Regions from separate parts of the Homo sapiens genome. Here region 2 is linked to region 1. Evidence: read pairs that join two places in POLR2A ChIA-PET (ENCODE). Cell type or tissue: OCI-LY7. All regions are shown on one strand. Links, peaks and the distances in the headings refer to the core of each region. The heading gives the core; the rest is flanking DNA.

Region 1 (6,104 bases), core at 1-4,000:
AAACTGGGATTTCTTACTGTTTATTTACTTTTAAGGAAATAAGTGGCTCTTTTAGTTCTTCTCTGATAATAAGGATTTCAATGGTGAAATGTGAATAGAAACCTATAAAGCTCCACTTTTTAATAGGAGAAGCTTGACATAGGGAGTTTGTATCTATCTATCATCTATCTATATCTATCTATCTAGATATCTATATATATGCTGAGGAATAGTGGGTGAAAAGCAGGTGATAAAGGAGATACTATTTACCTACCTGAAGAAGAAGAGAGAATAAGTGGAGATAGGGAGGAGGCAGCTAGGGAGATTTTGAAAATTCAATTAAAAAAAACCCATAAGCAATTAAACCCATAAAAAAACCTGTGAGATGTTTGAAAGAATGACAGTGATCATTGGTATGAACAGCTTAGTTTCTTTTTTGCCAAGGAAGAAAAGTTTTGTGGCATCACTGGAAATCAGCGAGGGCCTGCCTGGCAGGCCTGTCTCTGTAGTGTCAGCTGTGTAAGTAGGTCTTTGTATGGTTGTATTTAGGCTTGTCCTGGATTCCCCCAAGAGATCAAAAGTTCCTTGAGGAGACAGAACCTATATTTGCTTCCCAGGGAAGTGCTCAGCTGCCACACAGCTCAGGGTGGTGATGCACACAGCAGGAGTTCAATCAACATTAACCCGCTAAATGGAGCTAACCAAATTCCACCCCCAGTCTGAAAGGCTCTGACACAGAACTGTCTAGTTCCTTTTCATTTGGCCTCAAAAGGGGTACATTTTTCAAAAAACAAAACAACCCCACATACCCCAAAGTTTCAACCTGAGATTCAATTTTGAATTGAAGGCTAAGTGAACAATTCTGCCTAACTCTTTAGTAAGTCTTGCTTGTGTGAAAATCAAACAGAAATCTTCCCTCTTCCCTCTTCTGGGTTTCCCTGACTATATAGAGGTTGATAGACTTCAGATGATCACAGAACCCAAAGTTACAGGCCATCACTAGGGAGTCACAGTTCAGACCAGGAAATCACTAGCGGCAGAGAGAAGCGTGGAGGGAAACGACGTTGCGGCTTTCGGGTTACACAGTGGAAAGGCTGATGAAGGGAATACGGCACACAGTCCCCAGCCTTGTTACTTTATCCCCCCGGGATAGCATCAATAGCTTACATGGGAGTGAGCATCATTCCTGCTTGCACCTTCACGTCCGGTTAAAACGATTCTATTCTGCAAGCCAGAGCTTAGGTTCCATCACTTCCTACCGAGCAACGCCCCCCACCCTTCTCATCAGCCCCGTCTGCATCATTACGGAGGACGGAGGACGGCTCTTGGGATTGTCTTGCTTGGCAGTGGAGGGCGGAGCAGAAGGAGGGAGAGGGTGCTGCGGGTTTTTTTTTTCCTTTCCCCGTATGTATTGTGTTCAGTGTGGACAAATATTTGTGTAGTCTGTATTTACCATTAATACTAGGATAAAGTCATTAGTGATTCGATTTTTCTATGGAAAGAAGCAAGGCATTGGGCGGGTGGAGGGGGAAGCAAAACCCCAAACGGAAGAACAGAAACTCTAAAAGCTGGCGTCTGAAGGTATTATTCAAAAACAATATGGGAAAAGGCAGCACCATATTTCCTCTGTTCTTCTAAGGGGAAGTTCAGAAAAAGGTCAGAAAGAGAACAATGCAGGCCATCTATCATAGCAGCCTCTAACCTAGAGGTGACTTGCCCGCTGCAGCCTCATTTCTCAGTTCTGTAATTACCACCCCTCCCACAGACTGGACACCACAGCGGCCTATGAATTATGCATTTCATTTCCACCTCCCCACACCCTGACTCGGTGACCACTGCTGCGGCGGGTGGCTGCGGGGGGCGGGCCGATGCAGCACCCCTTCCCCCAGGTACACGCGCAAATGTTACAGGGCCCCAGAGCCCCGGTGCACACCCGCAGATGCTGCTTGTGCTGACCTTCAGTTCCCAGCCTAAGATTTTGTTTATTGAGCAAATAAGACTAGTTACCAGTAGGGATTTTCCTAGGGGAAAACACACTGGGGCACCTTTTCTTCCCCTTCACGTTTTTATTCAGGCAAAATCTGGTTAAAATGAATATTAAGGGTGGTCTTGAAGGAGGCAGAGGTGATGTAGAGCCTGAGGGTATGTGTGTGTGTGTGTCTCCTGCTGTTAGAATTCGGGGGGGTGGTTTGGAAAGTGGGTCCCAGAAATGGATACTGCTGCAGGAACAGGAGCAACCCTGCTCCTCCCTGTCTGTGCCTCTGATTAACTGGTGCCCCTCTCCTACCAATTCAGAGGGTCCCAGAAAACTTCTGGGGCCACCTGTCTTCACAGGTGCTACTGGTATACCAAAGCAGGGACTACTCTTTGTTCAGAGTGATTTTCCTTTCAAATCTTTACAAAACGTTAGGTTTAGTAGAGAAGTTGGTTAGGTTTAGTTGCTCGAGCAACTGAGAGACCTAGGAATACCCCTGGAAGCAGACAGGGGTAAGCAGCAAGCGAAAGGGTTCCCTTGAAAAGCAAGGGTTCTTCTGTTTGGTACACCTCAGTCTATCGCTTGAAGAGGTGGTATGGGTAGGATTTTAAAAAATATTTTTAAAAAGTGACTTTAGATACATTCAGGGAAGACAGTTCTAAGATGGGATATAAAAATAGGATATTTAGGCCAGGCATGGTGGCTCACGCCTGTAATCCTAGCACTTTGGGATGCCAAGGCAGGCAGATCACCTGAGGTCAGGAGATCAAGACCAGCCTGGCCAACATGGTGAAACTCCATCTCTACTAAAAATACAAAAATTAGCTGGGTGTGGTAGCATGAACCTGTAATCTCAGCTACTTAGGAAGCTGAGGCAAGAGAATCGCTTGAACCCAGGAGGCAGAGGTTGCAGTGAGCCAAGATTGTGCCACTGCACTCCAGCCTGGGCGACAGAGCAAGACTCCATCTCAAAAAAAAAAAAAAAAAAAAGGATATTTAATTTCTGAGGCTGATCTGGGGAACACAATAGTAAGTGGGCTGAATATTAGGTGCAAATCACTATGACATATATTTTATTCCCTTCGGGTTTTTTTTTTTTTTAAACTATTCTCAGGGTTGGACCATTTGTTCATAAGGGACCGACTGAGGGTTGTGATCACAGCTGTGACAGCCAGCCCTTAAGATGGCCCCTGAGGACCCAGTTCTCCTGGAAGTCAACACCCTGGTGTGGTCTCCTCTCACACTGAGCAGGGCAAACCTGTGTAACCAATAAGACAGCGCAGAAATGACAATGTGTGGCTTCTGAGACTAGGCTGTAAAAGGCATGTGGCTTCTGCTTTTGCTCTGCCTTGAATCACTTACTCTGGAAGAGGACCCTCAATGGCCCTGTGGAGAGATCCACGTGGATGGAACCCAGGCCTCTGGCCAACAGCCAGCTCTGGCTTGCCAGCCACAAGGGTGACCCACCTGGGAAGAACACCCTCCAGCCCCAGTCACGCCCTTGGGTGACTGCAGCCTGGGCTAAGAGCTCACCGCCACCTCATGACAGAACTGGAGTGGGAATCGTCCTGTCATGTTGCTCCCAAATTCCTGGAGCACAGCAACGGTGAGATAATGTTTATTGTGTCAGCCACGGAATTTTGAGGTACTTCGTTATGCAGTGACAGATACTGATTGGGCGTCTCTAAGAGGGGAGGGAGCACGCAGAGAAGCTCTGGATTTGTGTTTCCAACAAGCCTTAGGTCAGCACCCCCTGATACCCAACACATCACTAGGTCCTCCATCCAGCCCCTGCCCTGCCCTGATGGGAACCAATGAAGCACTTTCTAAAAAGGTAGGAGGCACAAGGAAAACACAGCCTGAGGAGGACTTCCAAGCACCCAAATGCAGGCAAGACTGAACGGATGGCATGAAGTTTGCAAGCTGCTATTCCACAGGATGAACCCGGCACAGAGACAGACACTCTTTGGCCTGCATAGATATTAAATTTTTTCAACTAGCTATTAACATTTAGAACTCAGGTGATATTCCTAAAAGTTTGGATTTCCTGCTGAAAATCAAAAGCTCTGGCAACTCTGGGCCACTTGTCAGTTCGTGGTCACAATGACCTGGGGCTGGATAAGGCTGCCCTCTGCACGTGTGTGTCACCAGATGCAGACCTTAGTCATTACCAGCTCACTGACCACCTACCTGGCCCTGGAGGCACTTGAGTTCGTGACTCCTAGGAGAGAGGCGAGCTGGAGGGGGACAAATGAAACACTTACATGAAATCACTGCTTTTAGCTCTATAGCGGGGGCACTGTGGAGAGGTACACAATTTGTTTTCTTTTATTAAACAAACAAACAAACAAAAAAGGTTTAGCAAACAGCTGCCCCAGAAGGGACTTCTTAGAACTTACAAGGAATGTAAAATGATTATTCCACTTTACATTACACAGTGTGAACTTTAAGAGGAGAGATCCGATGTTATGTTTCTGCAATGTTTGTTTATGGAGGTCTTCGTTATATAAGACCTCCGTGGAGAGGAACTGCAATGCTGGAGTCTCACTTTGCTGATCTGGCTTTCTACTCTAACAATTATTTACAATAACATTAGAGAGGAAGGCTCTGGCGCCATAACTCAGTGAATATCTGCCGGATTCTTCCCTCCTACAAGATACAATAATATACCCTTTATTGGCCTTCTCCCAATTCTCCATTTGAAACAGGATTATAATCAGTTTTCAGAGTGGCTTACTCAGGAATTAACTAGCCAAGCACTGGATCACTGCTTCTTGAACAATTCTGTAGTCCTTTGCACATTTTTGGAAAAGGAATGTGATGTCAACAGCCTCATGTTCTTGAGAATATCCTTCCTAGGTGGGCAAGTGCTGGGCTGGGGGAGAATGGGGCCTTGTGTTTGCATAAGACGCTGCTCACGAGTGGCTTTGTATAAGACAGCAGGAGGAAGGCATTCTGTCTGCCTCCCCCTTCCCCTGAGCTCGGGGACATGATTGGATTATTGAGTGATTATGTAGTAAGTTCAATCACTGATATTTATTGAGCTCCCAGCATGTTCAAGACTCTGCTAGAGGGTGATACCAAGTCATGGTTGCTGTTCTCAAGAAGCTTATCATCTCGTGTACACGTATGGAAAAAGGAATACAGACAGAAATCATGAATGTCAGATGCCAGCTACGTTTAGAGGGAGCAATCTCTCTCATTCAATAAACATGTATTGAGCATCCATTATGTGCTGGGCACTAATTAGAGAGTGAACAAAAAAAGACAGTCTCTGTTCTCATGGAACTTGAACTCTAGTAGACCTCAGCGGACTCCACTCCAGGCTGGGAAGAACAGGAGAGAATTCAAGGAGGCAGAATTTAAATAGAATCGTTAGGTACCACCGACTTCAGAGTTGAGAGAAGGGAGAGGGCACTGCAGGTAAGAAAACATCATTAACGAAGGTACAGAGGCAGGAAAACACAAAGAAGACTGTTCAGGGCCGGCACGGTGGCTCACGCCTGTAATCCCAGCACTTTGGGAGGCCGGGGTGGGTGGATCATTTGAGGTCAGGAGTTTGAGACCTGGCCAACATGGTAAAACCCCACCTCTACTAAAAATACAAAAATTAGATGGGTGTGGTGGTGGGGGCCTGTAATCCCAGCTACTCAGGAGGCTGAGGCACAAGAATGGCTTGCACCTGGGAGGCTGAGGTTGCAGTGAGCCGAGATCACGCCACTGCTACTCCAGCCTGGGTGACAGAGCAAGACTCTGTCTCAAAAAAAAAAAAAAAAAAAAAAACTGTTCAGGAGAACAAGGAAGTGACACAAGGGCTAGGGCAGTAGGAGCAAGGGGCAAGTGATACCAGAGCAGAAACAGCGTCACTGTCATCCTCGATGCTAACTCTGGACCTCCTATGCCATGGTGCTGAGGCAGGACAACAGCTGCTCTTTGATTTCTTCAGAGAGCAACTACAGACAAAGAGACATTTGTCTGTAAACATGAGTAACTGGAAAATGCAGTGCTGAGGACTATCAACTGTTACAGAATGGGTGGTGGGATTTAGAGATCTTATGGGACAAATCACACCTCCCACACCGCCATCTCGTATGGTAAAACTCTGACCCATGGACCTCGGGAAGGAGGCCTCTGCCTCCTGTTACAGACA
Region 2 (6,104 bases), core at 1-4,000, 360 kb after region 1:
GGGCATAACAGTAATTACTGTAATCATTGCATTTCCTTTAGGATATTTAGGGAAGTCCAATCCTACAGCTTGAAGTAAAATCCAGCATAGAATTATTTTGAATTTTTAATTATTTATATTGCCAAAATAGCATGCTTATACAAACAAAACAAAACCAAAAAAAAAAAAACAGTCCCGGCCGGGTGTAGTGGTTCACACCTGTAATTCCAGCACTTTGGGAGGCAAGGAGGGAAGATCACTTGAGTTCAGGAGTTCAAGACCAGCCTGACCAACATGATGAAACTCTGACTCTACTAAAAATACAAAAATTAGCCGGGCATGGTGGCAGAAACCTGTAATCCCAGCTACAAGGGAGGCTAAGGCAGGAGAATTGCTTGAATCTGGGAGGCGGAGGTTGCAGTGAGCCAAGATAGTGCCACTGCACTCCACCCTGGGCGGCAGAGCGAGACTCTGTCTCAAAAAAAACAAACAAACAAACAAACAAAAAAAACAGTCCCCTAAACAATGAAGAATAAAAAAAAAAGAAAAAAAAGGCCCCCTGCCATTCTCCATCCCAATCCCATCCCCTAGAGAAGAGAAAGATAGAAATTTAAGTATTCTTCTAGAAATGTTATGTTCATATACAAGCATATATAGTCTACCCTTTAAAAGTAAAGCATAAATGAGATTGTGCCATTGCCCTTGGGTAAAATGAACAATCTGATCAAATATTTTCCTCTCTGGGAGAAGAAGCTATCGGTAGAGACATAGACAACAGGGAACAGATTTTCAAACCCAAATTTCCTTCCCTCACCAGGACTCACTCAGAGGAGCCAAATTAACAAAGAAAGTAGAAGGCTGTCTGCCAGGGACCAGGGAGAGGGGAGGGGAGGGAGTTAGTGTTTAAGGGATCCAGAATTTCAGTGGGGGAAGAGGAAAAAGTTCTGGAGATGGATGGCAGTGCTGGTTGCACAATGAATGTACTAAAACCACAGAACTGCACACTGAAAAATGGTTCAAATGGTCCATTTTATGTTCTATATATATATATATCCACAATGAAATAATAAACAGGTGAGCAGATAAATAACTAAATAAACCCAGCCTCACCAGGACCAATTCTGATGTTCCAATATTCCAGAATTATCATGGCATTTGATGGACGGTTTGAGCCTGTCCTCATTAGATGTTCTCATGTCCTGTGTTAAGGACTTAAGACTCAGAAGATTTTTCATGGATTCCAGGCACGTGGGAGTGGTACAGACAGGAGCAGGAGTGGGAGCCCGTGTACGGGATTCATTAGGGAAACAGAACTTTGCTACGTTGGGAGGGTATCTCGAGGACAAGCCTTGACAGAGGGTGTGACCAGCGTCTCCTCCCAACCCCCGTGTTACCTGGGATAGGAAATGGCCTGAAGTCTGGAAGGTAGGAGGCAGGAAGTGGGGCTTGGTTTTCTTGCTGTGAGCCAGATCTGTTGGAGTGGGATAATGCTGAAGTCAGAGAGAGACTTCTCAATCGAACCCTATAGTCACAAAAGTAGTTGGGAAGGGGGTGGGCTGAGAGGTGCAGGGAGGTGATAAAGAGAAGCTGGGGCTGTAATTCTGCCCTCGTCCTAAAAGGCTCTATCTCATCCTTTAAAATCCCAAATCACCTGTAACCAGAACTTTTTTTTTTTTTTTTTTGAGACGGAGTCTCGCTCTGTCGCTCAGGTGTACAGTGGTGCGATCTCAGCTCACTGCAACCTCCTCTTCCCGGGTTCAAGCGATTCTCGTGCCTCAGCCTCCTGAGTAGCAGGGACTACAGGCGCACGACACCATGCTTGGCTAATTTGGGTATTTTTAGTAGAGACGGGGTTTCACCATGTTGGCCAGGCTGGTCTCCAGCTCCTGACCTCAGGTGATCCACACACCTCTGCCTCCCAAAGTGCTGGGATTACAGGCATGAGCCACCACACACCCGGCCATGACCAGAACTCTTGAGAGCGTGTGCTCAACACTCGAAGTCCAAAAGTCTACCCAAGTTCAGGAAGAGAGCGGTTCTTCACCTCTCCACCTCGAATTTTGTTTCTAGAATGTTGCATGTAGGTCTGAAGAGTGACAGCACGTTTGTTTAACAGGAACTCAAAGCCAGCAGATCAGGAAAGGACACTTATAAGGTTTGGAGTTTGGGTTACAGAGGTTTAAGGTAGGTCTTTTGTGGCAAGGAATATTTGAAATTGGGCAAGATGAGTGAGCTGAGATCGCGCCACTGCACTCCAGCCTGGGCAACAGAGCGAGACTCCATCTCAAAAAAAAAAAAAAAAAGAAATTGGGGCAAGATGTATGACATAACAATTTAGGAATGAGTGAATACAGGTAGGTGAGTTGAAGGGAGTTCTGACAGGTAAGACTGTTGTCTGGCAAGTGAACTGTTTGCTCACGCAAGCAAACCATTGTCCTGATAGGAAAGTGGTTTGCTCAGACAAATTAGTTTGCATTAATTTCCTGAAGCCAACAGTGAAGCTGTTTCTTGGTTCAGAGGTTTATCTTCCTCGGCAAGAATTTTCTGGAGCAGAGAGGAAGTCACTGACACAGGTGGTCTCGATGCTCACTCCAAGAGTTGAGTTGTGTGGCTCCAGGTAGACTCATTTCCCAGGGTCACCTGCTGGGCCATAATCAACAAGGTACAAGCTTAAGAGAGCCATGCCGGGATTTCAAGTTGCAAGGAAGAGAGATTCAATGGTGCTTTCTTGAGTCACGGGTGTTGGTTGTAAGAAACTGGTGGGGTAAGGAAGCTAGAACTCTCCCAGGAACCAGGAACGGCTCTCACTGGCAGGCCTCACGGAGGAGACCCAAGCTGGGGGACTGGAAGGTGGTTCAGATTGTTCACAAGCTGCAGTGGCTCCAGCAGTCAGATTGGGGTGTGATCTCACAGCACCAGGAGCCCTGAACACCAGCCTGAGGCTCAGCCCTGAAGGCAGCTTGACCAGGCAAACCTGGAGACTGCATCAACACCAGCAGCCTCCAACACACCTGACCTGCTCATGGCCTTAATCCCAAACCCAGGTCCTAAACTACCTCTCACTGTGCATCGCAAGTCACTGCCCATCTTCCTGGCTTCTGATCTGCTGCCGTCCCCGATTCATGGCCTCACTTCACCCACTGATTGCCCTTGACTTTGAGCTACAGGTTTCACCAGCTAACTGCGACTCTAGCCTCAGCTCTGGGGCCATACAGCCTCAAGCACCTGGGTCTTGCTCCAGCTCCAGCTCCCTGTTCTAGGCAGCCCATCCTTGGGAAGAAGCAGACAAAACTGCATGTCAGAGACATGGCTCTGGTTGTCATGAGAAGACTGGATTGCAAAGAGGTCAATGAGAGACGAGAATCTAAACTAAGGAGATGGCAGTAAAACTGGAGAGATGGCACCATACGAAAGACCAGTGATGAATCTGCAGACGGGGAGAGACGAGTACAGGATGGCTTCTGGTTTCCGGCTTTCTCAAGCCTGTGTGGGAAACAGAAGGAGGAGAAGATTCTGATGACCTGCTGCTGCTCAGGCCGACTTCGAGGATTCTGTGGACCGCCCAGGGAAGAGGCCGGGTCTGTGGGTAGAAATTGGAACCTGGGGTTCAGGCTGGGGCTGAGGTAGGAGGCTTAGGAGATAATGGAAGTTGAATCTGGGAGGGCAGACGAAATCCCTGGGAAGTGCCAGGATTTAAGAGGCTGGTGGATGCAGAAGAGCCTGCCAATGAGGGAGAAATCAAGGAAAGAAATGTGTGTGTGCATGTGTGTGTGTGTCTGAGAGAGAGAGACAGACACACACACAGAGAATGGTAAAGATGATGGACACAGGCCAGGTGCAGTGGCTCATGCCTGTAATCCCAGCACTTTGGGAGGCCGAGGCAGGGGATCACTTGAGGTCAGGAGTTCGAGACCAGCCTGACCAACATGGTGAAACCACCCCCCGTCTCTACTAAAAACACAAAAATTAGCCAGGCCTGTTGACACACACCTGTAGTCTGAGCTACTCGGGAGGCTGAGGCAGGAGAATTGCTTGAACCTGGAAGGCAGAGGTTGCAGTGAGCAGAGATTGTGCCACTCCAGCCTGGGTGACAGAGCAAGACCCTGTCTCAAAAAAAAAGAAGAAGAAGAAAGAAGGAGGAGGAGGAGAAGAAGAAGAGGAGGAGGAGGATGCAGCAAAAAACAGCAGGTGAATCTGGGTAAACGATACATGGGTATCTAATGTACTATTCTTCAACTTTTCTGTAAGTTCAGAATTATTTCCTAATGAAAATTAAAACAGAAAAACAAACAAACCAAAGAAATGTGCAAGAGGAAGACAATCAATGACATAGACAGACCAAGTCAGATGAAGACTGAGGAGTATTCATCAGATGTACCCATAAATATTCTTTGGGGATCTTGGCATGGGGACCATCCACAGGAGGGAGGGGACAGATGCCAGGCAGCAGGGCTAGTCAGTGAAATGGGAGGAGAGGGAGCGAGAGGGTGAGCAAGGGCAATTTTAAGAGGCTTGGCTGTGAATGGGAAGATAGGATAGGCTGTGGCCCAGGAATGACCCTCCAGGCCCCCACTATGAAAGCAATCCTTCCAAAGCAGTTTGCACCCCGACATGGGGCACAAGAGGGGCCCTTTGTGCTTGACAAATGGATGCATGAAGGGATGGATGAGTACATTTTCATCAAGGACCAAGTGAGCCTAGCCTCGGGGCTGCAGGCTCCTGGGCAGTGAGTGGTAATGGGGTAGGGGCTTGGTCACCCTGGGAAGGGGGCTGAGCAGGGGGTCCTCTGTCCCCAGCCTCATTCCACACACCATGCTGCCTGCCCCTGATCCCCTTCACACTCAGACTCTGCCTGCCCAGCACGCCCCAAGCTCTGCTCCTCATCTCTTCTCTGTATCCACCCCCGACCTGGTGTTTCCCTCAGATTCACACGGGAGGCAGCTCAGGACTGCGAGGTGCTGGGGCAGCGCATCCCCGCAGGCGCTGTGCTAGAGATGGCCGTGGGTGCCCTGCACCATGACCCTGAGCACTGGCCAAGCCCGGAGACCTTCAACCCTGAAAGGTGAGTACTGCCCCTTTTAAAAAGCTCTGAAGGGATGTGAGTGTGTGGGATAGAAATTTACCAGTGGAGGCAGCAGCCGGGAGGCACAGACTTAGCAAAATTGTCCCCAAATAGTCAAAAGTTATGGCAATTCAGATAGATGTTTGCAAGACATAATTTCCAAAGGAAATAATTATACCATTTTTTAGCCACGCGTGGTGGCTCATGCCTGTAATCCCAGCACTTTGGGAGGCCAAGGTGGGCAGATCACGAGGTCAGGAGATCGAGACCATCCTGGCTAACACGGTGAAACCCCATCTCTACTAAAAATACAAAAACTTAGCTGGGCGTGGTGGCGGGCGCCTGTAGTCCCAGCTACTTGGGAGGCTGAGGCAGGAGAATGGCGTGAACCCAGGAGGCGGAGCTTGCAGTGAGCCGAGATGGTGCCACTACACTCCAGCCTGGGTGACAGAGCAAGACTCTGTCTAAAAAAAAATAAATAAATTAAATAAAAATAAATAAATAAATAAATAATTATACCATTTTTTCAAGGTCCAAACTGAATCCAGAGATTTAGCATTTCAGCAGCCCTGCATGCAAGGAACAAGGCAATTTCAAATGATTGTCTTCCATTCATTCAAGCCAGGACATGGGATACAGGATTGTATTTCAGGTCTGCACTGGAAAGTAACGGAACATCATTTCCTTTTTAAAAAACGGGCATCTATGCCAAAACAACAGCTTCAGCTGATGTCTCCATGAATCTAAATTCACGTGATCCACTGGTTGACCTGGGTCCCCGCCTTCCACCACCTGGCTTTGGTTCATTGTCTCCTTTCATTTCTGGGCTCTGTGATTGGAAACATCTGAGCAGGCGGCCCACACTCTGGTCCTCATCAGAACCAGTCAATATCCTGTGTGTGTGATCTGGCAAGGGAAGGGCTGGCCCGGCACCAGTTGTGTTTTCACCTTTCATGGCTCCAACTGAGTTCAGCCCAAGCCTACGACCCAGTCACTGGGAAAACGTGAGCAATGGGATCTACACAACAATATTCCACAGTCAGCAGCTCCTGAACGTGCCGCA

What was found. ChIA-PET counts read pairs that join two places held together with the same protein. Peaks named below come from ENCODE experiments on the same cell type or tissue, not always from the same donor. Only the 100,000 strongest peaks of a DNase experiment are listed, where the experiment ranks them.
Region 2: POLR2A ChIA-PET joins it to region 1 with 5 read pairs; 7 of 35 experiments call an interaction of 5 or more read pairs at or near these places.

What each region holds. Positions count from the first base shown.
Region 1 is chr7:139,647,426-139,653,529 of GRCh38, forward strand. All of the region lies in intron 2 of HIPK2 (homeodomain interacting protein kinase 2), which reads right to left. Among named protein-coding and RNA genes, the nearest start is that of CLEC2L, 130 kb to the left of the region's middle. RefSeq lists an enhancer at 1,921-2,190. In OCI-LY7, for the core only: no CTCF peak of the experiment used is centred there; a DNase peak (open chromatin) is centred at 1,636.
Region 2 is chr7:140,010,820-140,016,923 of GRCh38, forward strand. TBXAS1 (thromboxane A synthase 1) reads left to right here. Exons shown (of 13, transcript NM_001061.7): 11 at 4,904-5,041. Among named protein-coding and RNA genes, the nearest start is that of PARP12, 49 kb to the right of the region's middle. RefSeq lists an enhancer at 5,919-6,104. In OCI-LY7, for the core only: no CTCF peak of the experiment used is centred there; no DNase peak of the experiment used is centred there.